Linked DNA regions of Homo sapiens: region 1 is linked to region 2. Evidence: chromatin loops called from intact Hi-C (ENCODE). Cell type or tissue: heart left ventricle. All regions are shown on one strand. Each heading gives the region's core, and the rest is flanking DNA. Links, peaks and the distances in the headings are about the cores only.

What was found. Peaks named below come from ENCODE experiments on the same cell type or tissue, not always from the same donor. Only the 100,000 strongest peaks of a DNase experiment are listed, where the experiment ranks them.
Region 1: it touches region 2 in a loop (2.4-fold over the local background); 6 of 110 quality-filtered maps call a loop at or near these places.

What each region holds. Positions count from the first base shown.
Region 1 is chr3:69,764,578-69,780,751 of GRCh38, forward strand. All of the region lies in intron 1 of MITF (melanocyte inducing transcription factor), which reads left to right. It also overlaps the pseudogene RN7SL418P. Among named protein-coding and RNA genes, the nearest start is that of MITF, 33 kb to the left of the region's middle. RefSeq lists an enhancer at 4,840-6,039. In heart left ventricle, for the core only: no CTCF peak of the experiment used is centred there; a DNase peak (open chromatin) is centred at 9,644; H3K27ac peaks cover 1,376 bases.
Region 2 is chr3:69,850,260-69,866,433 of GRCh38, forward strand. The region is part of intron 1 of MITF (melanocyte inducing transcription factor); the gene reads left to right. Among named protein-coding and RNA genes, the nearest start is that of MITF, 120 kb to the left of the region's middle. RefSeq lists a promoter at 13,817-16,019 and a cis regulatory region at 15,833-15,934. In heart left ventricle, for the core only: a CTCF peak has its summit at 5,373 (motif pointing left); no DNase peak of the experiment used is centred there; H3K27ac peaks cover 1,893 bases.

The sequences.
Region 1 (16,174 bases), core at 7,363-12,362, 82 kb before region 2:
TGATGTGCCCTTTAATAACCCCAGACAGAGGAGTCTCACTCCTGATTTTGCACTTTGGACTGTCTTCTACCCTGGGTGAAGGGTTTTGAATACTTCCCTTAAGTAAGTTTCCTTATATAGAATATTTTTACTCAACAGTTTTTCTCCGACTCAAGGCCGTTACTGGTATTATGTGAAAGGTTGTGATTAATTTATTTGTTTGTTCAGAGCCTTTGCTCCTTTAAGGAATGCTTAGCTCTGTCCTCATCATTTTCTTGTTTAGGATCTGTGTTATTTGTGACAATTTTGATTGCTCCAGCCCTCTACACATTAATTTTTCTGGCTTGCCTCTCCTTGTTTTAACAGTGGGAGTCTGGGCCTCAGGCTTTCTTATCACTTGGTTTGTGGTTTGAGTGATGGTTCCATGAACCTTTTCCTGGGAGTTCTCTGGGCTCCTGTGCTGGACGCTGGAAGCCATCTGGAAGTGTGCACACAGGATGGCTGGGTGCTGCTGGGTGGTATTGATTGAACTGCAGTCCCGTGGAAACAGAAATAGAAAGGGTTCAGCATTCCCACTTTCCTCTGGTGGCATTTTTGCTTATTTTGTGTATTTAGAAAAGGTAGCCATATGCAAACTGCTGACTTACTATTTTCCCTGGAATGGAAACCATTTGGATTATTTCAATGAGTTTTAGCGAAGATTTGTTTGTTCACAGTATTAGTTTTGTTTTCTGGTAGCCTGTTTAGAATAAGACCAGAATGTGTCTTTTTACTTTATGGAAATGAGTGCTTACTTGGTGTTTGGAATTTTGCAAACCAACATGAATTTGAAAAGTCATATGTTTATTCCAGAGTCAAAATAGAAACTCTTTAGTGAAAATTATAGATATTTCCATCTTGGATCATTTACTTTCTGTGAAAAATTTTTTTTTGACAAAATTGTTTAAGATTTCAGAGGAACCTCTTTTCCTGGTTAATTTTCCCACAAATTAATTTCCCTCATTTTTAAAAAGAAAAATAAGATTAAACTGAAGAATTGCAGACCAAGCTCATATGTGCTGGAATATTTGCTGTAAGCTGGTGACTGATTCTTTGCTGTTATCTTTCATAAGAGAGTGGATTTAGTTTAACTGTTAGTAGTTAAGGTTTGGATTAGGAATACAAATATGATTCCCTTACCATAAGACCTTTTAAGCACTGATTTGCATTGCTGAGGATAAGTTATGATTATTCAGTCTCGGGAAAATTTGTATTATAAGATCCATATACACTTAGCCAACATTGCCTTCTAACATTGCAATGATAAGTTCTTTTAATTGAGATTTTGGAATGGTATAGCTATCTGGAAAATATTTCAAATGTCATTGTGGAGCTTTTGGTTAAATGTGAGTTTTAAAAGTTTGATAAATAGAATAAAGAGCGGAAAGGAAAAATAGTTATGAATTTGTTGAATTGTTTGGGCTATGAGTTATCTTTTTAAAAAGAGGTTTTATGTTTGTGTAGAAAATGCCACTAAATATAAGAAAATGGAAGTTTAATAGTTGAACAAGGTAAGAATTGCAGATATCATGAGATTGTAATTTAACTGGAGTATGCATTAAATGAATTGTATATTTCACTAGCTTGGTGACCATGAATGGTTTTGTTTGTCATTTTATCTTTCTTTTCTTTTCTTTCTTTTTTTTTTGAGATGGAGTCTCTTTCACCCAGCAGCACGATCTCAGCTCACTGCAACCTCTGCCTCCTGGGTTCAAGTGATTCTCCTGCCTCAGTCTCCTGAGTAGCTGGGATTACAGGTGTGCACCACCATGCCCAGCTAATTTTTTTTTTTTTTTTTTTTTTTTTTTTTTAGTAGAGATGGGGTTTCACCATGTTGGCCAGGCTGGTCTTGAACTCCTGACCTCTAGTGATCTGCCTACTTCGGCCTCCCAAAGTGTTGGGATTACAGGCGTGAGCCACCGCACCTAGCCTCTTTATCATTTTGTCTTATCCCAGTAAATACCATCATGCTGGACCTTGTATTAAAAAAATGTTGAATCAATGAATGAGTGAATGCACGTTTTGGGAGGCCTGGTTGCAGACCTATCTGTGCTGCTACCTACTCATATGACCCTGTGGGTCTGTCTCCCGCTATATACAATGAAGGCTAAAGATGGGATCAGGGATAAGTATGTGGGATTGTGTTGCTCCCTCCTTCTGCTGCAGTACGGTAGATATTGCCAACTGTCACTTCACTCTTTCCTGTGAACCCAGGAGGAGCCTTGGGCCTTTCTGAATTTAGTGCATCAGGCTCCCATGACTCACCGTAGATACAAGAGTTAAAACTTACTGTACCTTCTCCTTTTGGATTTGGTCCCTGAAGCCCAATTACAAATAGGCAATATTCTATGATGTTTCTTGGTCAGCAGATGTTCATTTAAACAATAGAGACAACAGCATGCACCATTATCCCTCCATTCAATAATTTTTCTGGTAGATTTAGCAGATATATTAATAGATAGAACTTAATGAATGGGTCTAGACAGTATTCTTCCAGTGGAGTAAGATATGAAGATATAATTAGATTAGCAGAGTTTTTCACTTTTACTCTCCAAAGCACATGTCTCCATCTGGGGCACAGTTATGGAGCACCTCCTGTATGCCAGCACTATGCTACTGATAAATGGCCAGCCTGTAATTCATGGGCTCTGCCTTCTTGTAACTCAAAGTGACATAAGTATGATGCTAGGTCTGTAATTATTCCTTTAAAGACAAAAGATGGAGGGGCATGTAATCCTGGCACTTTGGGAGACTGAGGTGGGTGGGTCACTTGAGGTCAGGAGTTCGAGACCAGCCTGACCAACATGATAAAACTGCATCTCTACTAAAAATACAAAAAATTAGCTAGGTGTGGTGGTGTGCACCTGTAATCCCAGCTACTTGGGAGGCTGAGGCAGGAGAGTTGCTGGAACCCGGGAGGTGGAGGTTGCAGTCAGCCGAGATTGCGCCACTGCACTCCAGCCTGGGCAACAGAGCAAGACTCCATCTCAAACAAAACAAAACAAAACAACAAAAAAACAAAAATAAAAAATGATTGTCAAACAGATGAGAGGAAAGCATTCCAGGTAGACCGAGGCATGGAGGTGCAGCATAGTGTGGCACTGAGACAGTCTAAGCACGGAGTGTGGCTGGAGCACCAGGGAGTGCGGCCAGCTTCATACAGAGGAATAGTGCTCTGGCTGCCAAATGAAGAATGGGTTGGAGGGTGGCCAGGGCTGGTGTCACAGAGGCCAGTTAGGATGGTTCCAGCTGAACTGTCTTTGTGAGGAACGATGATACACATGCATCGTTCAGCCCTGAAGATAGGTTGTGATTGCAAGAGGGTAAAAACCTTGTTAAAGATTTCAAGGACAGTGAGGACAAAAGTAAGGCTATATGTAAACTGCTTACTGCTGACAATAAAGTGACTGCTTGTTCATTTCTTTATCATGTAGGTGGATGCCTGTTCTGTACCAAGCACCTGGAAAATACAATCATGTGTAAAGTAGACATGGTCTCTGCCCACAATCAAGCAAAAAGAAAATGATTGATTACTAAGTAGTCTTTATAAGGTGCATGAGCAAAATTCTTAGGGTCCATGCTCTCCACAGATTCCCCTCCTTTCCTGAAGTTAATTTATAGTCTGACAACATGTTCTCTGCTTTCTATAGGAAATTTTGGAGGATAAAGTTAGATAAGAAGATAAACCTCAAGGTCTGTGCCTTATATGGAGCATGCTTGCATGTACACACACAGACACATGCTCACATACACACCTTCCTCCCCTAATAAAAGACACCTGTCTTCACTCCATAGATTGACAAGCATCTAGAATAAGGCATATGAGGATTCCCATAAGTAAATCTGCTCCAAGAAAAGTTCTAGATATCTTCTCATATTTTCTGAACATGATATTTTACATGGAAGAATCCGGGCTGTTGAGTTCCTGATCCAAGAAGAAAAGTCTTCCATACATAATTTGGCTTTGGTGGCTGCTTCAGATTAGCCATTCTATCTGTGTTCCAGGTTATTACCGGTGTTTGGAATTCATGTGCAGAAGCAAGAATTTGCCTTGAGGCAGCAAGACTGGTAGACACTAGATAAGTGGCTTATTTTAAAGTGATGTTTTGGTACAGAAATGGCAGTAACAACAAATTCCTCCCCCTAATAGAAATCTTCCTCACATTCCCTATCCAACCCAGAATCATTTATAATAATGTGGAGTCAAAATTCAGCTGAATGGGTTTGATACAAATTCCTAGGAAGCCATTGTAAGTTCAAGCACTGTGTTTTAAAGATGAAGCATTCAAATTTATTAGGATGGTAATTGCAGCTGATGTAGGTGGGGAGGGCATGTGTCCCATTTTGCATGATTTGGAGAGGCAATAGCTTGTTGAGACTAAAACTCTGGAGTAGGACTGTTCTAGGTTTGAATCTCAGCTGCACTGATTGGTGGCTGTGTGAGTTTGGGCAAATCACTAAGATTCTCTCTTCACCTGTAAAATGAAGTAGTGGGTAAGCATGTAAGTCCTTTGTTAAATTTGCCAAGGTTTGAGTCTTTGTTGTACTACTGTATGACATTGAGCAACTTGTTCTCTTTATATCTTGGATTTCTTATCTGTAAAATAATAATAACAGTAATAATAACAATAATGATGATGATAATAATAATTATGGTCCCTACCTCATAAGGATGTGGCAAGAATTAAATGAGATTATGCACACATAGGGTTTTCATCTTGGTAGTCTGGCACCTAGTTAGCACTCATATCTTACTCAACTATTTTTCCTGCCATCATTATATTGAGCTTTCTAAAAATTATTATTTTTTGACTACTTATTTTGTTCTTTCTGAAAGTTAGGGCTTCACAAAGTGTAGTCGTTGCTATGTGATTTCTTTTTTTTTCCTTTTTGATACGGGGCCTTGCTGTGATGCCCAGGCTGGAGTACAGTGGCTATTCACAGGTGCAATCCTAGTACTAACCAGCACGGGAGTTTTGACCTGTTCCATTTCTAACCTGGGCTGGTTTACCCTTCTTTATGCACCTTGGTGGTCCCCTAGGAGGTCACCATATTGATGCCGAACTCATTGCACTCACCAGATCAGCAAAGTGCACTACAGCCCGGAACTCCTGGGCTCAACTGATCCTCCTGCCTCAGACTCCTGAATAGCTGGGACCACAGGCATGTGCCAGTGCCTTTTCTTTCTTTAAACTGGAGACTCAATAATGCAATTTCTGAATTTGGGGCAGAGTTGCCAGATAAAATCCAGAATGTCCAGTTAAATTTGGATTTCTGATACAGAATAATTGTTTACTATAACTTTGTTCTAGATATTTCATGGGATAGCGAGACTAAAAAATATTCTTTATTCATCTGAAATTCAATTCAACTGGGCATTCTGTATTTGCTAAATCTAGCAATGCTAGTTTGGTAGTAAAACATACTCCTTTGCCCTCTCATTCATTTTTTCACTCAGATAGATATTTGTGTATGCTTATAAAAATGCAGTGAACAACATCCTTGGGGCATAAGTATAGAAATAGTTTCATAAATTTGAAAAAAGATTTCTTAGTATCTCTGGTAAATCTACCTCCTAATTCCTTCTCCCTGTGTAAGCCATGGGACCATCAAATTGAGATTATGTTGATACTTGAGTATATAGTATGATGTTGCTTGAAAATTCTGAAATGTTCTAGTGTTGCTTTTACCTAAAGGGAATGATTAATGGTGACACATTAATGGGTATGCATTCCAGAGAATCCTGAAAGCTTTGTCATTTTTGAAGGAAATTACCTCATTACTTTTAGAGTCACCTATCCAGGGTAGGTTGGTCCCTGTGGTTGACCTGGTTTTCCAAGTAGGAAAATAAACACTTCAATGGTTAGGTTAATAACTTGGAGTGATTTTGTTGTACTTACAATTCAAGTTAATTTTTAAGTAGGATTGGTCTTTAAGCTACTAGACTAGTTGGAGACTCTGAGAGAATTGCATTCTAAGAGTGAGATCCTTTCAATTCAATCAGCATTTACTGTGTATTGACTGTGCAAAAGCAACTGCATATGAAGAGAGAGGAATTTAAAGTGTTTTGAGTTCCTGCTCTCAAAAACCTTAGTGTTTAATGGAGCACGAAAGCAAGAAGCAATTATGACAAAAGGCAAGATAAATAAGGTCAAAATTGAAGTCTAGTAAAGCTAGGTCCCAGGATGGTTGAATGTAGGAAGTGGTTAAATCTGGAGGCCAAGTAGAGTAGGAATGGCTTTTATTAGGACAGGTTTCTTTGAAGGTAATATGTGAGAGAACTATTCAAAGATAAGAATGATTTCATTTGGGAAATGAAATGTTCTAGGTGTGGGCTTAGCATTAACAAGTATCCGAAGGTGGCCACATTTTGAAATGCACGTGTTACTTAGACATGACAAAAATATATACAGCACCACCGTAACTGACAGCAACCGCTTCTCTCATGTGTGACTGTTTATGATCTAGAATTTCCAGATCAGAAACTTGATTTTATGTAGGTGGACCTGGATTCATTCCATGTTGGTTTCCTAAGTATTTATTGTGCACCTGCTGTTGCTATGTATGAGACAGCCAGAGAGACTTGGGCAACATTTAGGAATTCTTTTAGGTGGTCACTTAAACCAACTGAAAGTTACTCCGTTTAAACATGGGTTTTTTTTTTTTTCCTGAAATGAACACTTCCAGTGAGCTCTGATTTAAATTGGGCAAAATCAACAGCAAAAGAATTCCATGAGAAGCATCTTGTCAGGCGCTCTGACTTTGAGTATTTGCTTAAATGACTTTACAAGCCAGCTTAACTCATTTCCTGTTGGATGACACTTGTTTATTAAACTTGGCCCAAGTCAGAGTTAATAGCCTTAATGGTTTTGAATGGTCCCAAGTGATTCTCCAGCAGTGTGTCATTAGTGAACGGGGAGGATTCTACAGATAGGATGCAACACACACATAGCTGCTTCAGCCATCATAGATTTAAGAGAATACCTATAGCCCTCTTAAATTTAGCTAAGGAAATTGAGAATACTGGAAAGTAAGTGTTACCATTGCAGTAAATGCTAAAATATTTTTCAACAGTTCTAGTAGTTTTCCTTTTTTGTTTTTTTGAAATACTTCCATGTGAAATTAATGCCATTTAAAAATGGCACCAGCATTCAGAACTTGAATCATCCCAAATTCTCTAGCAAATGAATTAAAATGTGACATGGGGTTCATGTTGATTAACAGATGTGTGTAGAGAATTGGACTGGGTAGCCTGCCATCGCGATGCATGCTTGATGCATGAGAGGGATTGCTAAGATTGGGAATGGAAAACTTTTCTACTTTTCCATTTATGTGTGTGTTGGGCTATAAAGCTCTAAATTAGACTGGAAATTGGTGATGCATTTGGAGATCGTTGGTTTTTAATTTTCATCAATTAGGATTGATGTATGTCTTTTAAGTTTGGACAAGTTGTTCTTTGTGGATGATTTTGCTATTTCAGGTACTGGTGGGGTAAGAGTAGCCTGGATGCAAACCTTTATTGGGTTCTTAAACATGAAAGAGCATAAACTGCTTATGTTAGTTTGGGTCTGGTTGAATGTTATTAATTTTTTTTCCTTGATGGCCAGGCCAAATATTATGTAGTTTTAATATCTACCCTTGGTTCCTACTGCCTTATTTTTGGGCACTCTTAATATCTTCCTTTATATATCTGTCATTAAGTTATAATTGAAGCTTCATGTTTTATATTTAGAATGGTGCATGGAGGCTCAGCTGTGCCAGCCATTCAGGCCTAATGGCAAATGTTGGTTCATGCCAGAAAGTTTTTGGAGTCTAGTCTCTTTTTTGGGATGTCCAATCTAAGCAAACCATCCTTTTCTGTCTTAAGCTGAGGGGCACAGGGAAGCAATTTAGAAGTGATTTCCACTTCTGTGCATGTGACAGCATCTTGTTTCTGATAAAAATTATTTACTTGCTAGTTCACTCTTTAACCCAGAGAGTCATGCAGCCTTAAAAGGGATTGCTTTGACAAGTCTTTATGTCACTTCATTCCTTAGTTTACTGACTTCCATGCGGAGTATCAGTGAGTGTCAGTTAAAAGTGGGTACATAGTGATAGTAGATGACACCCATGCCACCAGCTGCTTCCTATGGGCTGCCAGATGCTAGCAAACGTTTCACAGCTCTTGAATTCTCTGGATTTGGGCCACTCTTGAACTCTATCCATCAATCCATACACCCACTTATTGAGCTAATATTTATTGAGGTTTTACTATGTTTCAGGAAGTTGTCTAGGTATGAGGAATACAGCAGGGCACCAAACTGTTGAAAATCTTTGTATTCATGGAACTTACATGGGCAAGCAGATGTAGAAATAAATATGTGAATGAGTAAAATGCATAATATGCTAAATGCTGGTAAGTGTTATAGAGAACGATAAAGCATGGCTGGGTTTGGGGTGACTTGTAATTTAAAACTGAGTGGACAAGGACTGCCTCACTGAGAAAATGACATTTGAGAAAAGACCCAAAGAAGATGAGGGAGTCATGCCAGTATTTGGGGGCAAAGCACAGCAGACAGAAGGAAGAGTAAGTACATAGTATCTGGACAGGAGTGAGTCTACTTCAGTAACAGCATCATGGCCACAGCGGCTGGACCAGGCTGAGCAAAGTGGGGAGTTCCAGGAATGGCAGGAGGTGGGGTCAGTGAAGGAATGGGATTGGGGCAGAGGCAGACACTGTAAGGGTTTGCAAAGACTTTGCCTTTTACTCATTAAAAATTGGGAGCCGTTGCAGATTTCTAGCTAAAGGAGTAGCATGATCTGATTAATTCAGGTAGCAGCCCAGTGTGGTGGGGGAAAACAGGGGTCTGTGAATTTGGAGATCATGTAAACCACGGTTTTGTCACTAGGTAGGGGCAAATAAATTCAGCATCCTTAGCTTCAATTTTATTCCTTCTTATAAAACAATGCTTGTGGGTTGGATAGTTTTTCATGACCTTCCAGGTTTTGATACTGTTACCCTGGATTAGTTGCCTTCCTGTGAGTATTTCATGTGTATGGCTGATTACATTTCTCCTTGAGTATGCATAGCTGGACCACAGATTTGTAAATTATCTTTCTGTGCTTTATTTACTTAAAAAATTTTCCATAAACATCTCAAATTGAAAACTATGAAGCATTAATACTTCTATATATTGATGTTAAAGGTTGCTTGAAGGCTAAATGGTAAGGGTAAACACAGATTATAAGCTTTATCACTAGCCTTAATACTATTTTTTGTTATAGAAAATAGAATTGATTTGTAGAGTATTGCACTGAGCTATCAGTTGGGATACAGTGATAAATAAGACACAGCGTCTTAAGGAATTGAGTAGGAGGAGAGATTCCTGGATAAGACAGTAACTCATAAAGTGTTGTTAATGGAGGAGACAGTCCTGGTTAAGACAGTACCCTACAAAATGGTGTTAATGGCAGAAAAGAGGGCCAGAAGCCATGACTAGGTGCAGGCCCATGGGAGCACAGGCAGACTAATATTCAGGTATGTCTTCATACCAATATCCTTTAAAAATGTTTAATATTTTCAACAACCAGTTAGACCTAGTGCCACACATGCTAGGAGGTGCCAGAGGCCTGGCAGGCTTTCTTCTACAGCCCTGAGCAATTTGGCTCTGCCCCAAAGTTGCATCATGATGTTTGGCACACCAAGGTCTGGTAAGTAACTCTTATTAGAAGATGGTTTAGGGACCGTCTTTTATTATTCAAGAATGTCCTTTGGACATCTTAATCTTCTCCCTTCCACCAGAATATTTCTTCTACTTCCTGTGATGTTATAGTGCTCCTTCTAGACTGGTACCCCAGGTAGCAGGATGGCTAGTCAGTTTCTGTATTTCCTCTGTGGAGAAGTATTGCTTTAGTCTTACCTTGTCTTCAGGCCTCCAGTATGAACTCTGTTGGGAGTCACGTGGAGCCCTAGTCATTTTATCCACTGACGCAATGTATTCCTTGTGTTCTGTTAACTGGCTTCTTGGGCAGCCTAGGAGTATTCTAAGTTTCCAGGTCAAAGATTCTGGAAGCAACTTTCCAAGAGGTAGAAGGGCTGCCACTTTCCCAGACTTTCCCCTTCAACTGAGGCTCCCTGTGTATGTTGGGGTGTGGGGTGCTAGAGGCCTTGCTGCTGAGGAAAGTTGCCATGGTTACCAGCACCGTGGCTCTCGGAAGGAGGAGGCTAGCATGTTAGCACCTCAGCTGTCCTGTGGTAATGCTTAGGGGGCAAATGACCATACCAATGAGCACTGTTAGAGCTGGAGGGGAAACTGAGGTTCAGAAGTTGACGCTGGAAACAGGAACCAAGAGCCCTTGACTTTCACATTGCATTGCTTCCTTTCAGTTATTTTACACCTCAGGCCTTCACACACATTCTTCCTGCCATCTTGAACATTTTCCTGCCATTCTTCTGTTTTCTTTCTACTCATCCTTTAGTCTCCACTTAAAGGTTGCTTCCCAACCCACCTCCTTGCCCCTCATCTGAATTAGGTTACCATGCTTTTCTTTTATGGTTTCCTAATCTTATCCTTCATGCTGTTTACATAATTATTCTATATGCATCCGTATGTTCAGTGTTTGTTTCCCTACTCCAAAGGGCCAAGGAGCACAGCTGTTTTGTTCTCCATTTTATTCTCAGAGGTTAAGCCAGGCTGTAACACAGATAGGCAGTGTATGACTCCATAAGTGAAAGGGTAAATGACTGGAAAGAAGACTGGTTTTCTCTCACCTATTTATGTGAAATGTCTCTGCCTGTCTCAGCTGAGGGTAACAACTGTTATTGGTTTTGTGTATTATTGAGGATACAGAAGATGTGATTCTTGTCTCTAACATCACCAAGTCTGTGGCCTTCTGGAATTTTATTAAGGGTTGTCTCTGCAAAAACCAAAACCCAATGATACACACAAATCAGCATTCTTTAATTGGTATAGGCTTGACACGAGGGGCTGTGATTTGTCAATTTATTTTACAATATTTGCATTTTTATTTCTTAATTCTGTTTCCAGAAATGAGCTTTAATGCCATTTGGATCCCCCATTCTTTTTATTAAAAATGAATAGAGAAAATACCACTTTTCATTAATAGGATTCATAATCCTTTTTTGGAGGGATTTGTTTTGGCTTGTGTAATGGAACTTTTAAGAGGGTAGGCATAGAAAACTGACTGGGACTCTTTGTAGAAGAAAGAGCAGAGTTACCTACTGTGTGTAAAAAAGAAAAGCAGGAACAGTGGACTTTCTTTATTTCTAAAACTAAACTGCCCTAATTGTTCATATCAAAAGATGGGCTTTTCCCAAGCTCGGTTGGCATTTTTAATTTACAGAGAAAGCGTGCATTGTTTTGCAGTGTGCATTGCGGTTACATTGGCTCCCAGAAGATTAGCTCAAAGGTATCTATGAATAGTCACACCCTAAATTATATGAACTGAAGAGTTTTAAAGAGGTGGAAAATCTGATGCATGCTATTTCCCAGACATTCATGCCTTAGGAAAATAACTAGGGAAGTGGGAGAGTGAAACTTAGAAGTTGCTACTTTATATTCACCAATGTGGCACTTGTAAACTGTGTGACCCTGGGCCACTGAATTAACTTCTGTAAGCCTCAGAATTGTAAAGTGGAGATAAAAATACCAGCTACCTTCAGAATTATTGTGAGGATTTCATGAGATAATATATGAAAAGTGTCACAATGCCCAGCACATTATAAATGCCTTATAGGTAGGGGATAGTACACTACATAGGATAATAGTTAAGGGCACAGACTCTGGAGGGCCTGGCTTCTGAATCCTGGACTTGCACTCAGGGGTGGGGCCATCTTGGGCTGGTTACTTGACATTTGCGTGTTTGAGTTTCCTCATATGCACAATGGAGATAGTAATAATACCTGCTACATAGGGTTATTATGAAGATTAACTGAGTTAGTATGTGTCAAGTGTTGATAACAACTTGTGGTTCATGGTAAGTGCTATATATACGTTTGTTGCGATGAAGAAGTCTGGGTCTTGCAGACAGTTAGTCTGCAAGTTCTTGAACCAGACTTCATAATGTACCAAGTATGTTGAGCTTCAATTTTCTCTTTTTGTAATATGCGGATGATTCTAGTTATAATGTCAATTTTTATGAGAAATCGGTGAGATAATGCATATGTAAAGTGCTCAGCATAGGATTTGGAACATGGAAAATACTCACTACTCATAGCAAAGACTTTTCTTGTAATTGCTACTACCATTACTATGATTATTTCCATTATTTTTAGTCCTACTATGAATATGCCTCTGGCTTATATAGAACTTATATTCGAAGTGAATTCCACAAACACTCTGTGGAAATAAAAAGGATTAATATGTAGAAAATAATGTTGAGAGTAATGTTACTGTTGGTGTATTTCTATAAATGGAGCTGTTTCAGCAAATTGAAAAATATCCAGTAAAAGTCTTATAATCATGCATTTGCAATTTTGCAGATCACAAAAGATCAGAGTTAGTCAGGGTCAGTGTTGGGTGGACAGTTTTATATTCATGGAAAATGACTCATAGGAAACATCAGGAACTAAAATTTCCAAAATAAAAAAAAATTAAAAAGTCATCATATAAACTGTGTTTAAGTCAAGTCTATTTCCTATCTTAACTGAGATTATGTTCATGGAGTAAAGTTTTGACATGGTCTAAATTTCAATGTTATATCTTGTTTGTGGCATCACTGGAAATGAATAAGTCCTGATTCCAGTGATGGTAACATTTTCCACTTTAGTCATTTGGGTCATTGTTGCTACAATATCCATATTTAAACCTGTGTGTTGTTTTGCAATATATCTTTAAGTTCAACTTCCTTTTTTGTTTCAAGTGACTAGGGAAGAAAAAACAGTGATTATAATACAGAGTACAAATGATGTTTGAGAAAAGCAGGGCTTTGAGTAGCATTGGTCCTGAAGTCCTCTGTGTTTTAATGAAGGGTGGGAGCTTGCACTGAGAAGTCAGGTGTGCAGAGAAGTGCTAATGGTCGCATCAAGGCCTGGATGTCAGATCCTTTCAAGTCAAAATATGGAAGTGCTGATGAAATTCCTAGATTATATGATCTAGAAGGACAAGTCAAGTTATCCCATCAAAAATATATGGGGGAACTTCCGCTAGGCATGTGCATATCTCTGATAACAGTATGCCATGGTTGGAAGGCGGGAACCTGGAAGGGAAGATAAATTCAAGTTCAGTATCACTGGGGCCATAGAATGAAGTACTTTTTAAGCCATGGTAAGAAGGGTGGGCTTTATTAGAAGGCCAATAGAGAGGAATGGAAAGGTTTTAAGTGGGAGGGAGGGCATTCTATTCGTGTTACTGAAAGATCACTCTGGCGGTGCCACAGAGAATGTATTGTAGGAGATGGTGACAAAGAAAACCAATAAGGAGCAGTGTAGGCAAGAGCTGGGGTCACTCGGGACTTGCCTGTGGAGATGGAGAGGAGGTGGAGCTGAGAGATATCAGGGAAGGAGAATCGTAGGGTGGGTGATTCGTTGGACTTAAGTGGTAAGAGAGAGCAAGGAGGGAAGGATGTCTTTTAGATTTCTCACATGGGCAGGTGGTTAGAACAATGGTGCTGTTCATGGAGATGAGGCTCTTGGTAGACAAAACAGATTGGGGAGGATGAATATTAATTCTTCCTCCTATATGTGGTAGAGTAGATGGATGTTTATGGGGTATAATAGATGAGTATAGTCATTTGACTGTTTTAGAACGAGTCTGGTTCTTGGGGTAGAACCTGTGTTTCAGTCAGGTTTGCATTTTCAAGCATGAAATTAAATTGCCAATTAACAGTTGTGTAAACAAATAGGGATTTATTTATCTCCATACAAGAAGCCCAGGGCTCTGTAATCACTGCCGTTGTTTAGTGGCTCCATGATGTCAGAACCAGCATCTCAGTGATTTGTCTTGACTTTTTTCTAATATTTGTCACCTCATGGTTGCAAGATGGCTGCCGCTCCTCTGGGCATCACAACTGCTTTACACTTTAAGAAGAGTGTAAATCAAGAAGGGAGAACAAGCTATGATTTCTTATTAACATATACAGTATGAAGTGTGCTTAAAGTTTGACTATATTTTTCTTAGATACCTTCTAACACATATAGCTCTGAGTAGTCTTTAAAGTATGTTAAATACATTTTTCCCTGATTAAAATTCTCAACTTGCAAAAACCATTTTTTTTTCTCTCAGATTTATTCCAAATCTTCCTTATTACTAAATTCTCAGTGGACCTCTCTGGGTTTCGAGCAAGTGCGGAAAATTCCATTTGGTGTTCGCCGGCTGATGTGCAAGTAAAAGCAGGGAATGTATGATGGAAAATGTCATACCCTTTATGATGACTTTTGATCTGTGAAGAATATAATTATTCTGTGTTTAAAACTACAGAAGGGAAATGTTTATTCACTCTTTTTGAAGGTAACATTATTCGGGGTATCATGAAGTGCAAATATTTGTCCTTTGCTGCAGTTTAATTCAAGATAGTCTCACCACCTAATGTTTGCAGAATTCTGTTGGTGACTGTTTTAGCTAACAGTCATTCTGAGGCATAGCAGAAGGTGCAGAGATTTTTGGAAAGAGACATCTCAAGGTGTACCCCGATGCTGTGTGATTTTCTTTAACTTCTCTGAACTGGTTTGTTCTGTGAAATTGGGTGAAATTGGGATAAGAGCAGGAGACAGTCTTTACATCCTTACTACAAACATACACAAAAATGCCTCTGAAACAAGGGTGGCTATGACACACTGAAGGTGCAAGTTAAATATGATGGGGTGTGGAATAGGGAAAGATTAATTTCTGCTGGGAGATATTGTGAACTCCATGTTGGAGAATGCAGAAGATTTACAGGATAATGGAGGATGGCCCCAGGCTTATCACACACATGTAGTGTGCAAAGTACATTAGAAGTTTTCAGGATTTACTGTTTCTGATAAGGGTCAAAATGAGGAGACCCTTGAAATTCTGGCTGAGCGAGCTTGAACTTTGTTCTGTATGTGATGGGGAGCAACTGAAGACTTAAAAATTCACGGAAACTTAATGTCGATAGAAGTGAAATTGGGGGTCAAAAAATATATATAATTAAAATTAAAATTAAAATTTTCATTTTGATATAATTATAGATTAACACACAGTTGTGAGAAGTACTGAGATATCCATGTATCTTTTATCCAGTGTCACCCAGTAGTAACATTTAGTATAATTCACAACCGGTAAATCAACTGAAGTCTTTTAAAGGGAAATCCATGATATGCTGAAGTCTGTGTTAAGTGGGTTGTCCTAGTAGCTGTGGACTAGAATGGATTGGAAAAAGAACATGGAAGCTAGGACACCTTTGGGAGGCTCTTGCAATAATCTGAGAGTAGGGGCATAACAATAGGATTGGGAAGAAGGGATATTTGGCAATATGGGGCTGATAAGAGAAGCTGATGCTCTGTGTAGTTGCTCAACAAAGAGGTATTGAGGGTCAGCTGTGTGCCATGCAGTCTGGTAAGTACTATAGGGGTTAAAAGATGATCTAATAGAGACAGGGCAATGCAACTGAAGGAAAATGGGCCACGTGGAAACGATGTTAGGCTGGACGAGACAGTGAGTTCTGTCTAGAGGGATAACTACTATTCTACCACTGGTTGTTACCATTTGTGACTATAGGTCCGGTGTGGCTGGTGTTTTGATTTCTTAGATGCCAGAAATCTAAATTTCTTTGTGAAATCTCTCAATTTTTAAATGTTACCTAATATAAAATTACAAAGAAGATGCATGCCAATGAGCAGTCATCTGTGAGCTAGATTCACCCTGTGGGTTCTTTGTTTTCTTGATGGAATGTTTAGAGCTTATTTCAGTTATCTATTACTGGGTAAATTGAGTGGCTTAAAGAGATAACTGTTTTATCTCACATAGTTCTGATAATTGACTGGGGAGCAGTTTTCCTGGTCTAGCTTGGGGTCTCTCATGGAATTGCCATTAGATGATGGCTGGATTTGGAGACATCTTGAAGCCTGCCTTGGGCTCTAAGATGGCTATAACTTTCTCTTTCTCCGTTGGTTTCAGGACCTCTTGTGGCCTCTCCATGTGGCCTTTCTAGCAGGGTAACCAGACTAATTAGATGTTAGCTCAGAACTCCTTATAGA
Region 2 (16,174 bases), core at 3,494-8,493:
GCCTGTGGCTTAAGAACATAGGATCTAGATTCCAACTGTGCCTTGGGTTGAATTCCTTCTTTGCAAACCGTTTGGCAAGTGATACAGTCTCTTAAAGTCTCATTCTCCTTATTGGTAAAAGGGATACTAAAATAATATTAAAGGTAGAAGGTTGTTATTGAAGATTAAAATAAGGTAATGCATATAAAATGCTTAGCTTGGGAATACATAGCATACCTTCCATAATTAGCTGCTATTATTATTACTTAAGAACCTTTTGAAAGGGGCCAAACAATGAGGTTCTCATGATTTTCCTAGTGACTATTGCAGAGAAACAAAAACCTGCAAAGGAAAGATTGTTTGCATGCTGCTTTTGAGTCTTAAAGACTTAGAACCGATGTGCTGTCATTAACTATGGTGCCAGGTGCAAGGCAGCTACCTCCTTAAAATGTTTTTCTTGGGCATTTCCATTCCCTGTGGCCTTGACCCTGGATAGACAGTGGCTCAGGCTCCCCAGACAGGCACCCAGAATGCCAGCTAATGGAAATTTTGTGATAGTCTGCCCCTGAGGATTTGGACATATGTTGTTTTGTGTCTAAATCAACAGAAATAAGTGCAGCTGTAGTTACCCCCTCTGCATAATCATCTAAGTAGCCTGTTTCTTTGCATGCTCATGGAGCCCCCAAGTGCTGGGCCCATCACTTGCCACCCACTCTGTGCATTGCAAATGAGTACAGTAGGTCAGATAAAAGGCAGAGGCTGGTTGGGCATCATTGCTGACTTACACAGCAATGATGAATAGTTACACATAGATCAAGACATAAAAGTTATTTATAATAGTCTGGTCACCAGGGTCACATTGGCAAGAAGGAACCTTTGGAAAGGTGCTTTGGTTGGATACTTCTGAACTCTGGCTCATTAATGTGTACCAAATATAGAAAAGTTAGTTTAAAATCTCTTTACAGAAAATATATTATGAGCTGGATTTTATTGACATAGGAATACTGACTTATACTTTTCCTATAGGTTTCTTTAAAGTATGTACCATTTCTTTTTATTATTGGTAATTGTGACCTTGGCTCAGTCATTTGCAAATTTTCTTTTTTTGGTATATCTTAAAAATGGATAGCACCTTTTATTCATAATTACCCCAAACTGGAAACAGCCTGAATGTCCTTATACTAGTGAAAGGATAAACAAGCTGTGGTTTATCCATACAATAGAATACTAATTAGCGATAGAAAGGAACAAGCTACCGATACCTGTAGCAATGTGGATGAAGGTCAAATGCACTTGCTAAGGGACAAAAAACAGACTCAAAAGCCTGAATGCTATATGATTCCATTTATATGACATCCTGGAAAAGGCAAAACATAGAAACAGAAAACTGATAGGTGGTTTCTGGGATTGGAGATGGGGGCTGTTTTGACTACAAAGGAGTAGCACAAGAGAGTATTTTGAGGTGATGGAACTGTTCTGTATCTTGATTGTGCTGGTGGTGACATGGCTCTGTGCATCTCAAAACTCGAACGGAAGGTGAATTTTAGTGTATCTAAATAAAAGTAAAAGAATAAAAAAGGAGATGAAAACATTTACCCAATATGCTCACATGCTCACAAAGAAATGTTGCTTTGAAAAGGCCGATATATGTAATTTAAATTTCATAAATTTAATTTAAACCTCACAAATATTTATTGGTGAGCTGCTATAATGCAGTGCTTTATGGGAAATCCTAAAGGAAATACTGATCCATGCACTCAGTAATGTAACCATCTCTTTCGGCAAACATATACAAACAATTTTAGGGTGATTTTAAGATTATAATTATATTATGGGACATTAGAGGAGAAAGAGGCATCTAGATGGGATCAAGGAAGATTGTTAAGAAAGTGAAGAAGGTTTGTCAAGGAATAGTCTTAAAGAATAGGTAGATTTTTAAAGTATTTTTAGTAAACTTTTAACTGAAATATAATATTCCCACAGAAAAGTATACACATCTTACATGCACTGCCTGAGGAATTTTCACCAGATAGCTAGCACCCAATCTCTAAGATAGAGCATCACTAGCACCCTTGTGCCTCCTCCTAGTCAACCCCTCTTCTAAGTATAATCACTATCCTGACTTCTAACACCATGGATTAATCATGTCTGGGTTTTATTTAACTTCATACAAATGAAATCATACAGCATGTACTCTCATATCTGGATTCTTTCGCTTAACATTATGTATGTGAGATTTATCCCTTGTTTGTATGTAGCAGTAGTTCATTCTCATAGGATATTCCATTGTATGATTACATCACCATTTATCCATTCCACTGTTGATGGGAATTTGGTTTGCCTAGAGTTCTGCACTATTATGAGCAGTGTTGCAATGAACATTATTGCTATATGCTTTTTGGTGAACACACATATAAATTTATCTGGTTTGGGTTAAGAAATGGAATTACTAGGTTATGAGGCATGCACATGTTCAGCTTTTGGTAGATACTGCAAACCATTTTCCAAAAGTCTTTCTGTGAATTTACACCTTCAGGAGCAGCATCTGAGTGTGCCATTTGCTCTGTTCTTCACCAACATTTGGTAATACATCTCCCTTTCATTTTACTGAAGAATACGTAGTGTTTTTTTGATAGGGATGGTGAGTGCATGAAGAGTAGTACTCCAGGCAAGAGAACACCCCAAGCAAGAGTGTACAGCTAGAGTTAGAGAATAAGTTGTTTATATTGGTTTGAATCATTACAATAGATAAGTCCAGAAGGATAAGTTGGTGCTTGATTGCTAGTCTAAATAAAACATTAAAAAAAAATTCATTCATTGTATAGTGATGAACCATTAATTTTGTGACCATAGTTGCCTGAAAACAGCAAAATCGTGCTTTAGGAAGTGTTATCTAGTAGTAGGTGTATAATATTTTGGGGGAAGTTGTCAGAACAACCTAGTAGTCCAGGCCAGAGTTTCACCATGTCAGAATATCTGTGAGAACAGAGATGGTGGTTGATAGATAAGATGTGATAAGCATCTGTTCGGTAGAGGGTTAAGGGGAAGGAAGAGTAAGAGATACCTCTGACCCTGGTGGTACCTTAGCCAATTATGCCAAAATTCACTATTATCCTTCTTAATGTCTTTAAAGAGTAGTTTATACTTGCCGTATCCATTTCTTTACTTCCCTATATGGCTTATTTTTTAACTTTTTCATTACTAACAATATTCAATATTATTATTATTAAATATATCATACATATAGAAAGCAATACCTGTCCGTTTAGTAAAGACCAATAAAATGAATAACCATGTGCCCACCATCCATCTTAAAAAATAGAACCCTCTGGAAGCCTCATCTTTGAGGCATTCTCCTCTTTACTCCCTACCTAGTTAACCATCATCCTTTTTGTTCTAATCACTCCTTTGCTTTTCATTACACTTTTAGAATCGTTGACTACATCACTAAACTATGCTTTGAACTTTAAATAAATGGGGTCATAAGGCAAGATTCTATGTGACTTCTTTTTTCATTCCACATCTGTCTTGATTTTATCCATGTAAAGGCATATCACTCATGTTTACTGATGTGTAGTGATGCATTGTGTTAATATTATTCCTCAGTTTATTGATCTCTTTCGTCTTTTTTTTTTTTTTTTTGACAAAGTCTCACTCTGTCGCCCAGGCTGGAGTGCAGTGGTGTGATCTCAGCTCACTGCAACCTTCGCCTCCCATGTTCAAGTGACTCTCCTGCCAGTAGCTGGGATTACAGGTGCACGCCACCACGCCTGGCTAATTTTTGTATTTTTAGTAGAGACAGAGTTTCACCGTATTGGTCAGGCTGGTCTCGAACTCCTGACCTCGTGATCCTCCCGCCTCAGCCTCCCAAAGTGCTGGGATTACAGGCGTGAGCCACCGAGCCCAGCTGATCACTTCCCTCTTAATCATTAATCCCTGGACCCACTGACCCTAATATTGTGGCATATGTGATAGACTGAAGTAAATCATGTATTGTGTCCCATAGACTTAAAACTTTTTGTTAATAATTTAATGTTTACAATGAGGTGGAACTACAGTTGTCCTTGGTATCCTTGGGGGATTGGTTTCAGGACTCCTTTGGATACCAAAATCCATGGGTGCTCAAGTGTCTGATTTAAAATGGTGTAGTATTTTCATATATCTTATGTACATCCTTACATATACTTTAAATCACCTGCAGATTAGTTCTAATACCTGGTACAACATAAATGCCATGTAAGTAGTTGTTATACTATATTGAGTTTTTATTTGTGTTATTTTTTATTGTTGCATTGTTTTTATTTGTTTGCTTTTTAATATTATTGATCCATGGTTGGCAGAATGTGTGGATGTGGAGCTTATGGATACAGAGGGGCTGACTGTATTTTGTCTTCTGTATGAAAGAGGTGCTTATTGTACAATAGAGTTTTCCAATCTGGGCAATATTGACCTTTGCAGCCAGATATTCTTTCTTGTGAAGGCCATACTGTGCATTGTAGGATGTTTAACAGCATCCCTGGCCTCTACTCACTAGATGCCAGTAGCACTTGTTTCTCTGTTTGCAAAAACCAAAAATGTCTCTAGACCTGTCAAATGTCCCATGGGGACAAAATTGTCCCTTGTTGAGGATTACTCCTCTAAAGTATTAAAATTCAGTGAAAAGGCAGTGAGTTACCATGACTGACTGGAGAGAATCACAGAAGTTACCTTCCTCTTAGTACTTCCCTGCTGCCCCATCCCAGCCCTAGGTTGGTGACTGTGAACAGTGGTATTTTTCTTTTGTCTTTTGGTAGTTGACTTTTACTGGTCCTGGAGACCAGCCCCCTCATGTTGTAAGCATGTTATCAGTTTTACCCCCCGCCCCCCAGGGACTACTTTTCTGCTCTCATGGTCTACATTCTGCCTACGTGTGACTCTCTTTGCCCTAAACCCCTCCTAATCCAGAGGCAGTCTTTATAAGTCCAAGGGAGATGATCATGCTCATTGCATTGCATTTAAAAATTGCTTCCATTTCCCATAAGCAAAAAAAAAAAAAAAAAAACACTTAAAGAAAAAAAAGTACATATCTTTTTGAAATTGTCAGTTTAAAAATCTATAATAATAAATACATGTTAATAAAGAAGTTAAATACCAATGAGTTACAAGATTTATATATTTGAAATACACATTTTATAGTATTATTGATACTTTGATATTAATTTAAGCTTAAGAGTTATAGAAAATGCTAAAATGATAGGGCCTTTTGACCTCTGAAATGAAAATTTAAAACATTTAAAGTATATTTAGTTAGCACACAGCTCTCCCGTAACTTTGTGTAATGATTTTTTTTTTCAAGTACAACACAAAACCTGCTCACGAATCCCAAAGCATTATAAAGCTGGCTCCATCTAGTGTATGAAGTACTATATAGCTAATACTGGGGGAAAAATTGTACTAGGAATCTCTTTTGGTACTTCATTATGAAATTAGATAACAACCAAAACAAAAATGGACTGTAAGCTAAATTTATGTTCCAGGAGATAACACAGGCCAGAGTGACCTTCACAGCATTAGAGGAGAGGTCTTTATATATCGAAGCATCAACCTGTAGCATGCCTGACATTTTGTTCTGACAGCCTTGATTTTTTTTGTTTTGTTTTGTTTTCCCCTGGGCTAGAGGTCTTATTTACAGGCACTATCAACAAACGCAGCATGTAACTTCCATGGTGATATTCTCAGTCCTACTTGGCCAGCTTCCCACTTTTTCTGTATGGAATCATATCTGAGAGTCATGCTCATTTCCCACAGTTAGTGAGAGATTGGGGCTGGGCTCACTTACTGTGATTTCAGAACCCTACATGGTTTTCTTTATCAGACTGAAATTCTTTGTAGCTATTAGCCTCTCACCACAATAGAGTGGGCCACTCTATCGGGGCTGTGTTTAATCTCGTTTCCACTGAAAGTTTCTAGCACATTCTTTATATCTCTCAATCAATGTTTCCTAAATTTTAGCTATTCTCATGCTAACTTCATTACTTTTGCTTGCAAAAACCACATGGAACTTTAAATATTACATGTTTTAAAGGAAATGTTATCATACATGGAAGCCACGAATGGAAATAGGTATTAAAATCAATATAATGAAATTGAAAGAAAATTGTTAGATTCTTGCTAGGTATATTGTCTGGACCGGCAGGTGTCTGAGGTCTGACCTGTATTGTGAACAAAGGGCAAGTGTTGAGAGATTGAAGACATATTAGCATCAAACAGAGACTTTCCTTAGATGGAAGAAATTTGAAAGGGCCCTTCTCACTGTGTGATTCCATGCTTAGTTAATGTGAAGTCTGTACATCTCTATTTGAGATCATCTTGTATCCCACACTTTGGGAACTTTTGCTCAAGATTTACCATGTTTCTCAAAGGAAGCCTATCATTCTCCCCCAAATTTCCAAAGACCTTGTTTCCCCTAGAAAGCCTTTTTGAAAAATTATTTCCTTTTTTGAGAACTTTCTTCTTCTATTAAGAAGTATAAATTGTGTTGATATGTTGGGTTACTTTTTTTTTCTTCCTTGTAATCTCATATTTTCTTAGTCTCTTTTCTAACTAGATTAAATTATTTGAGGACAAACATTGTTTCTTTCTAGTAAATGCCATTAATTGAATTCATGCTTGGTATAATATTCAGGGAAGTCTGCTTCATTCTCTGTTTTTTTGTGTGTGTTTTTTGTTCTGTTTTGTTTTTGTTTTTTTTAAGTCAGATCATCGTTAGAGGTGGCCAAGAGAAGCCATTATGGTCAATTAATTAATCATTTAACCTATTGGTGAATAGTTATTGAGTGCCTTCTCTGTGTCTGGAATTGTATGTGGTGAAAGAATGAAGTAGTGACCTAAACAGACATGGTTCATGCCTTTATGGAATTCAGAATCTAGTGTGGGGTACAGACAAGTAAAGAGGCAACTCCAGTGCAAGGTTCTAATTTTAGAATTAGTTTGCTTTTGTGTTCATTGGGTAGATTACAAAAACTTGGAACAGAGAACCATAGAGAGGAAAGTGTGGGCTCTGGAGTTTCAAACTCCAGACCTGTGGCACATTAACCTCTTGATTTTGCACAGGATACTCATATCTCAATCCCTGCCCCCCCCAGTTTCTTTCTTTAAATAAAAAAGATTTGTTTAATAATAAACATGGGGTATGATATGCAAATATGAGATACAGTTATCAGTGTGACAATATGATAAACAATTCTCCATGTCTCTTCTCTCCTCCTTCCTCTTTTTTCACATAAGGCAGAGACGTGATCTCATGGTTTTTTTTTTTCAAATTTTCATGTTTCTTTCCCAACACGCTAATAAATGAAAATGCAGTGATCTAGATCAAGTATAGGAACTAAACATGTTTGTTAATGGGAATATCATTGTAGATGGTGTTTAAAGGTTGCAAATGCATTCAATTTTCACATTGTCTGTTTAAATTAATAAATAATTTGAGCATTCAGCATTACCCCAGAACATTTTTCTCTTAATAATCATGATATATCAGTTATGCATCTTAAGCCTATTGAACAGTGCCTGGGACATAGGAGGTGCTCAATAAATATTTGTTTAGTGGATGAATGGATTTTAATAATTTTGACTCTTCCTTCTTTTATTCATGATTTTGTTAACATCTTTTAAAAATGAACCAATATTGTTTGATATTAGGAGCAAGATAAGCTTAAATTATGGTTTATATTATTCTCTATATCTGTATTACCAGCCTTACCTGTTATATCTGGCAGGTAATTAATATGTAGTAAATGTTAAGGGGAGAATTTAGTAGTTTTTTTAGGCATTATTTTTTTAAGAACACATGACAATATTTTAAGTAAGGATTTAATTTGTCTTTTATATTATTTCATGGTAATATTCATTGGAATTACAGACTATTAATTTAAAATATTGGTTATTTGAATATTTTACTATCAACATTAATATACACTTTGATTATAGGTAAGACTCCCTAGAGTGTCAATTAGATGCAGAAAGCTAATGTGCATTGAGTTTATTATGATTGATTAGAGTTTATTATGATTAATCAACAGACAGGAAGGATTTTTGTGCAAATATTATTTTTCTCATTTTAAATCCTGTTTGCTCAGCATAACTGTAACAGGATGTCATTAGTATGAGAGTAAGTTTTGAGATGCTTTAAAAGTTTGAGAAATTTGACTGTTAGCAAAAATTTAACATAAGGTGATTTATTTAGCATAAAGAGGTTTGATTTTTTATAGTTTTACTTATTTAAATACACGACTTCCTGTGTGACTCCTGGGTATGTTTACATAGAAAAAATATAAACAAAAATTATGATTGACACACTGAATCAGAGCAGAAGGTTTCCTGGACTAGAATTTGGTTTGTAGCTAAGACAACCACTGAAAAGACAGAGTTTGTTGTCTACTATCAGAAGTTACAGATACCATCAATATTTAGTCTTTAGTTATGCACTATGAATATATTATTCACAGATTTATCTATACCTTTCCTGAACTTACATGTATTTTGAATCTGGACTACCTCTTAAGATATCAAAATTCAAAACTACCTTAAGCATTGTCTCCAAATAATAACTTTTATTTGCCCTAGAATTTAAAGTTCTTTGAGGCTCTAAGGGCTGACTTTTCATTACCTAACAATGTTTTGAAATAGAGTCCTCGCTCCTTGTGTCACCTTGATTGAGTGCTATTTTTCTTGTACCATGTTAAGTACTTTTCATACTTTATCTCATTCAATCATAGTATTAATCTATGAAATAGGTAGTATTAATATTCCCATCTTATAGATGCAGATCTTGAGACTCATAAGTCGAATGCCTTACCCAGAGTAAAACTAGGATACGAAGGGTGGTGTGTGTGTCTGCATTGAATCACCACACTATCCTGTCTCCAGTTGGAAAAATGGTGCCATGTTTATATCCATAGGAGTGACACATTTATTAAATAGCAGACCTCTCAGAAGTTTGCTTCCCACAGGTTGAAACCACTGCCCTGGATCCTTACCACATCTTATACAAATTGGAGGTTTTGCACACCAGTGACTTCCATACCACCTTCCACAATGGCATCGTTGTCTGCAAGAAACAGTGTCTCTCTACCTTCTGCTCACTCTTTGGAATACAAACATTTAATTTATATGAATAGACTATAAAATCTAGATGGCAGAATATCCCTGTCTTCTTTATCTCAGTCCCTTCTTCTGGCTCCTCCTTGGACCAGAATGGATTTAGATGGTCCATGGAACTGCTGATGTCCTGGGATCTCCTAATGAGATGGAATCAAGGGAAGGGTGGGTTCATCTCAGCGGCTGTGAGCTTAGCCAAGGTGGTCCATGGAGGCCACTTCTACAGCTGAATTGCATGTTGCTTTAAAATATTATAATACCTTGACTCCTGCTTGGAAGAAGAAAGAAACTGATGTTGTAGATGAAGATGATGGTGATGCACTCTCCTGTTTCAATCCACAACACCCCTAAAAGATAGGCAGAGACATTCATATTCTTATTGTCCTTCAATATTTCATAACTTAAAAAAAGTTACTAACAGTAAAATATATGTCCACATTTTTCTTTTTAAATGAGTAAAGAGTTAACCCATAAATTGAGATAAAAACACCATGATTTTCAGGTGCTGATGTGGAGATTTTATTTATTGTAAAGTCATCTTGTGAATAACTTTGTCCCCCACACTGATGACGGCCTTATCTTTTCCTGTTTACTTACCTTGATAAGATAGTAAATTGCATTTTTACTAAATTTCTCATTTAAAAATATTATCAAAGCAGCATAATCTCATCAGTGTGTTCTCTCCAACTTTGTGTTGTCTCACCTACTCTGTTTATATTCTAGATTGTAGTTTTCTTATTGCAAATACTGGTTGCCATTTATAGATAACAAAGAAAAGCCTCTACATAACCTTTAATGCAGGAACAAGTATTTATTTTGAGATGAACACTGAGAGAATATCAAAGAGTTTAAGGTAAGGGATTAATCCGTGGTATTGATTATTATATTAAAGAGTCATGCTAATGTTTTATATATTTTTGTTTGTTAATTGCTTAAAAATTCACTTTAGGCTGGGCGCGGTGGCTCACGCCTGTAATCCCAGCACTTTGGGAGGCCGAGGCGGGCGGATCACGAGGTCGGGAGATCGAGACCACGGTGAAACCCCCCGTGTCTACTAAAAATACAAAAAAAATTAGCCGGGCGCAGTGGCGGGCGCCTGTAGTCCCAGCTATTCGGGAGGCTGAGGCAGGAGAATGGCGTGAACCCGGAAGGCGGAGCTTGCAGTGAGCGGAGATCGCGCCACAGCACTCCCGCCTGGGCGACAGAACGAGACTCCGTCTCAAAAAAAAAAAAAAAAAAAAAAAAATTCACTTTAGACAGAATTTGAGATGCCTCTTTGTAGACTATATTTTTATCCTCTGGACAGATTCTTTGAAACAGTTTTTAAAAACATTTAATTTTTCCTTCTGGATGTTTGTATAAATATCTTAACCATTCTTTAATAATGTTGGGCTGCATCCCAATCAGGTTTATGTGGGGTCATCTTAGTCTCTTCTTTATTTCCCTTTTCAACCTTGAAGGGCTTCCTTGGTTTCCGGGGACAATGAGCTGTCTTTGAGAGGATGCTGTAATATCACTGTTACAGGCAGATCTGTTCTTGGTAGGAGAAAAAAATAGAAACAGGATGAAAGAGATAAACGTGAGTGAGTGCTACTGCACAGTTATTTCTGCAAGTAGGTAGTCATTAAAAATTTTCTTCAGTCATGCTGTGATGGTTTCAAATTAGAGCCGCTGGACCAGTTCCTTGCAAATTTGTACCCCAATACTTTCTGCATGAAAGTGAGTTGTGCTCAGCCACTAAAAGCTTGCAAATAAAGAGTACACAGTTGTATATCCCATTTATGACTATTGACTTTCTTCATAATTAATTAAATGCTACCCTCAAATTATACTTCATAGATCCTTCCTTATCTGACCTTTTTTCATTTTTGTCAGTCATTCATGCATTCTTCTTTCCTTCTATCCATCTATCCAGCAAATATTTAAATACTTACTATGTGCCAGGCACTGAGAAAAAGGTAAGTACAAGGAACCTGCCCTTAAGAACACAGGACAAATAGATAAATAAAAGGATTACAAGTTGAATTAAGTGCTATAAAAGAAAGAAGCTTGCTTCAAGAGCACAAAACAAAAGGAGATGTTTCTTCTTTAGGAAGGATGGTCTGGGAAGACCTCTCTGAGGAAGAAATATAAGACCTGCAAAACATCATCTGCCAGGTCAGGAGGCGCCAGGCCAGGGAAGGAGTTGCAGAGGAGAGAGAAGAGGGCTCTAGCATTCTGTCCTCCCTGTACCCTCTTCCCATTGGCATGTGAGTGTGAGTCTTGGGTTTCTCTGGAGTGAACGCCTGGAAAGCAGAGCCTCTTGCATCTTCATCCTTGTCTTCCCCATGGCGCTGAGAACAGTGCCTCTCACACACATGCTGGGAAAACTAATAAATGTTTGGATTGAAGGGCCTTTCGGTGGCATGTGACTTTTCCCAGAATGTGAGTGTGAGGCCATCTGGACAAAAGAGATGTGTGTGTTACTCTTGAGAGTACTTTGTGAGTTTCATTATTACTTTGATGAAACTCTTTAATTACCCCACAATAAGGCTTTCATTGAACATTCCACATGGATATTTTAAAGAATTAAAATGTATGAGTAACTTCTTTATTCAATAAATAAAAGGAGCTTCCATTCTTGAGTATTTTCCTGCCACTCTTAACAGACCATTTACATAGATAATATTATATATAGCTATATATATTATAATGTTATATTATATATTAGTGGTTTCTAGACTTGACTTCACTTTAGACCCCTATGAGAATCATTTTTTAGAAACACAGAATTCTAAACCATACCCCTGCAGAATCTCACTCACTCATTTGTTTGGGGAAAGATCCTTGAACTTTATACTTCTTAAATCTCCTGTATTTATTTTAAGGAGGTGGGGTAAGGAGAAGGCTCCTCAAGTGCTTCTGATAGGAAGACAGGTTGGGGAACCATTGGCTGGGATCATAATGAAACATTCCAAGACCAAGTAGATGCTTCTTAAATTGTGTGTAGTTCATGGGCCAACATAGGACCCAGCACATAGTAAGCTCTCAAGTGTTAACTGTTGTGGGGCTATTGAGTAGAAGTATGAGTTTACTGGAAAGAAAAATGACTATCAAAAGAAAGAATATAAGAAAATATGGTGTGCTCGGGCTGGGCAATAAAACATTTAATGCCTAAATAAAATAAGAAGAATTTTGAGCTATGATAAAACAGTAGCATTACTTTTCTTCAGCTAAGTCTTGGACAGGATAACAAGTAAAATCCCTTATCTCTTTTCTAACCTGTTCAAAGCAGTGATTGAATTTTTCCTTCCAAAAAGATTCTGAAACCCAGTTTAGCTTCCAAGGAAAAAGTTGGCTGTCACTTGGATGGTTGATTACTTTAAATCCCATTTTAGTTAAGGTTCAGCTTTTAAAGGGTCAGTAAGAATTCTGATGACTGTAGTTGATTTGCTGCAATTTAGGGCAAAGAGTAGTACTTATTATTGCAGAAGCACTGGAGTACTGGTGATGTTTTTATTCTGCATTTTGTGCTTAGTTTTTCTGATATTATTTTTTCCTCCCCAACCACACTACAAATTCTTAGTCTGTGTTTAAACTTAGGATTTGGGTATCTCTCTCTATCTCTCTTTCCCTCTGTGTGTGTGTGTGTGTGTTCATATGCATATACATATATGTATACAAACTCAGGAAACACATCTGAATAGTACAGATGTGCCCAAGACAGTTGCTTACATATTACGTTGATTCATTTTAAAGATATTCATCAAGCCATGGACTGTTTATTCTGCTGAGTTCTAGGGATACAACATTAAACCAAACGGACATGGTTCTTGATATCCAGAAGACATGTGTTCGTTAATTTGGGTGATGACTTGAGGAGCAGTATTTTAGTGCTGGGAAATGCACGTAACATCTCATGAATTTTGTATATGGTGGCCTGTGTTCATATTTAAGCCAAGCTTTGGTCCATTTGCTAGTGGACGTTTCATTGCTGTATCCAAGAAGGTTCCCTTAGAACTGTACTGTAAGGTAGATCTTTCTAAAGTACTGGTGTAAATTGTCAATAGAAATATTTCTTGAGGCGGTGGATTGTCCAACATAAAAAGTCAGGTGATGTTACTGGCTGAACCTGCCAGGGGAATATTTGGCACCACATTATGTCCCCTTCGGGAAGGGCTGGAATTGATACCATTGGTTTCGTGATCAATATTTGAGAACTCATGGAGGGTACAGATTTTCCCTGTGTGTGAGCATGTAATAAATCAGAGTTTCAGTTCTAAGATGTACCCGAGTGCCTTGTAGGTTTACTCAGCTTTAAATAGTGCCTAAGGTGAGAGAGAAAATCTGGCTTGAACTTTTATTTATTTTATTTCATTAAAATTTATTTTTAAGAGATGGGGTCTCCATTGCCTGGGCTGGTCTTGAACTCCTGGTCTTAAGCAAACCTCCCACTTCAGCCTCCCAAGTAGCTAGGATTACAGGCATCTGCCACCGTCCCTGGCTTGATTTTTTAGAAAATTATCCCTTAAAGTTTCTGATATGGTTATTCCCTATCCTTTCTTTATTTCTTGCTCTTCCACTTTCTTGATTTTTCATTTGTTTTTTTCACTCTGTCTCATTTCTCTTAGTTCTCTAGATTGGTCAATATTAATACAGGACAGGTAGCACTAACCATGATTATAATTGTAAGAGCTTTTTTAAAAATTGAGCGTTTATTATGCATCAGAGACAATGCTGAACACATTACTTGTCATCTCTTTCAGTTCTAACAATAACCTATGGGTAGTCACTTATTTCTCCTTTCTCAGGTGAAAGAACTGGGGCCCAGAAAGTTTAGAAAATTTGTACAAAGTCATAGAATTAGTAAGTGGTGAGATTTGAACCTGGATAAATAAACGTCAGAATCTATGTTCTTGATTTTCATGCCAAACTGTGCTAGAGGCAGGAAAAGAGAGGTGGGATAGGTTAGTAAGATAAATAGTGTAACATCTTAGTCATCTGTTTACCCCAATACCTGGTACAGTACCTGGCATGTAGAAAGTGCTCAATGACTGCTGTTGATGAACTTTCTCCTCTAATCGTATTTATTGGTCCTTAGTTTTACGAGCAATCTGCCCACTTTTCTCCACTTTGCACATCTGCCCTTCCCATGAGCTACCATCACCTCCTACCAGGACTATTGCAGTAGCTAACTCTGACAGTTTTCTAGTTGGCTGTCAACATAGCAACCAGAGAGACCTTTCTAAAAACTCAAATCTGAGCTCATCGTTCCCCTGCTTGCCATCTCTCTGTGGTTTCTTGTTCATCTTGAAACAGAATCAGTGACCTTTCCCTGGCCTACCAGATCCTTCATGGTCTGGTCCTGGTCACTGTGTAGGTCTCACGGGCACCATGTTTTTCCTTCATACTATGTCCTTCAGTGATAGTGAGTCTGCCTGCCAACTTCCCACCTCATAGTTCTTACATATGTTGTTACTGCTGCCTGGAAAGCATTTTTTCTATACTCCTCCTCTCCCCAACTCAGATCTCAGACCAGAAGTCCCTGCCTAAGGAAAGCCTTTCCTGACCCTTAAATTTTAACTTTTTCACCTCTCTGCAGCAGTTATGACATTTTTCATTACATATTTATGTGATTATTTAATATGTGTTTCCCATTAGACTGTAAACTCCACGAATTTACACAATGCCTGGGACACAGTTGGTGTTCCATAAATATTTATTGAACAAAAGAAAGAAAGAATGAATAAAATGAGCAGAGAATAAACAGAACCAGAAATAGTTTGGCCGAGACTCCTGGCTAGATATTTCCTAGCATTAGAGGGAAGTTAAAAAAAAAGATAATTTCATTATATCACGTAATTTGAGTTTGATTATGGCTGAAGAGGTTGCATTATTTTCCAACCATTTACTTTGGAGATAAATGTAGGCACAGAGAGGTGAAGTAACTTGCCCAGTGTATGCAGCTAGTCAGTGTCAGATGTCTTTGTTATGACCTTTGAATTGTGTGTAGGGAGAAACATACATACAATATTTTCACAACTCTGTAGGGCATCTTTGGTGTGCTGAGTCCTGTAGGAGCTGCATGAATATTTGATAATATTGATGTTGTCATGTCTGCATTTTAAAGTGTTTTTTGAGAACATGTATTGCTGTTTTTTCTTCTTGTATACCAATGTGTTCAGAATTAGATTGGATGACAGTCTTAAGAATACACAGTTTATGGCCTAACGATTTGTGTGTCCTGAAAGATGGTGGCCATAATTAGGAGCAGTTTGTGTTTTACTTCCACCAGAACCGGGCAAGGACAACCCTCCTAATATTCTTGGGGTCTGAGGGTAAGGAATGCTGTTTTGGATCTCTAGCCTGTCAGCAAGGAGGGCATATTCAATTATCAAGCTCCAAAAATGCCTGTGCACAGATGCAAAACACCTAGAGTTGTGTGATGAGTTGATGCCCGAGAGCTCCCAAACTGAGAGGGGACACAAGCAGTTCCACAGTCCTCCCTCCTAGATTCTGTGACTCCAGTAAGTGTTGACAATTCACTGGTATGTGAAATTACCTCTCCTTTTAAGTTCTCTAATAATGTGCAGTCTCTGCAAGCCTCAGCCAGTACCGGAGCTGGGTAAGGCTAAATAAGCTTCCCGAGGTGCTTGCCTGGCTGCTGGGCTGCCTCCCTGGCCGTGCCTGGGTCCTTGAGTAGCCCTCATTGTGGTGTGAGGCAGCGTTTTTGTCCTGCAGGTACAGTAGGTACTGGATTAAACAGGTCTGCTGTTGCAGACAGAAACCAGGCACCGTTCTAGCACAGAGCTGTGTTTGGATTGGAGTTTCCAGGGCCTTATCAGGAGCCACCCCTAGTGACACAGCCAGTGCCAGAACTAACTTTGACTTTCACTCTTCGCCAAGGGCTTGCAGAACACCTTAAAGGAAAAAAGATGGAGGCGCTTAGAGTTCAGATGTTCATGCCATGCTCCTTTGAAAGCTTGTATCTGTAAGTGAAGTTTTATTCTGGAAATAATCCCGGGACCACTTAAGAGGAGCAGTTTTTTTTCTCTTTAAGGGGGAGGATAAAGGAAGA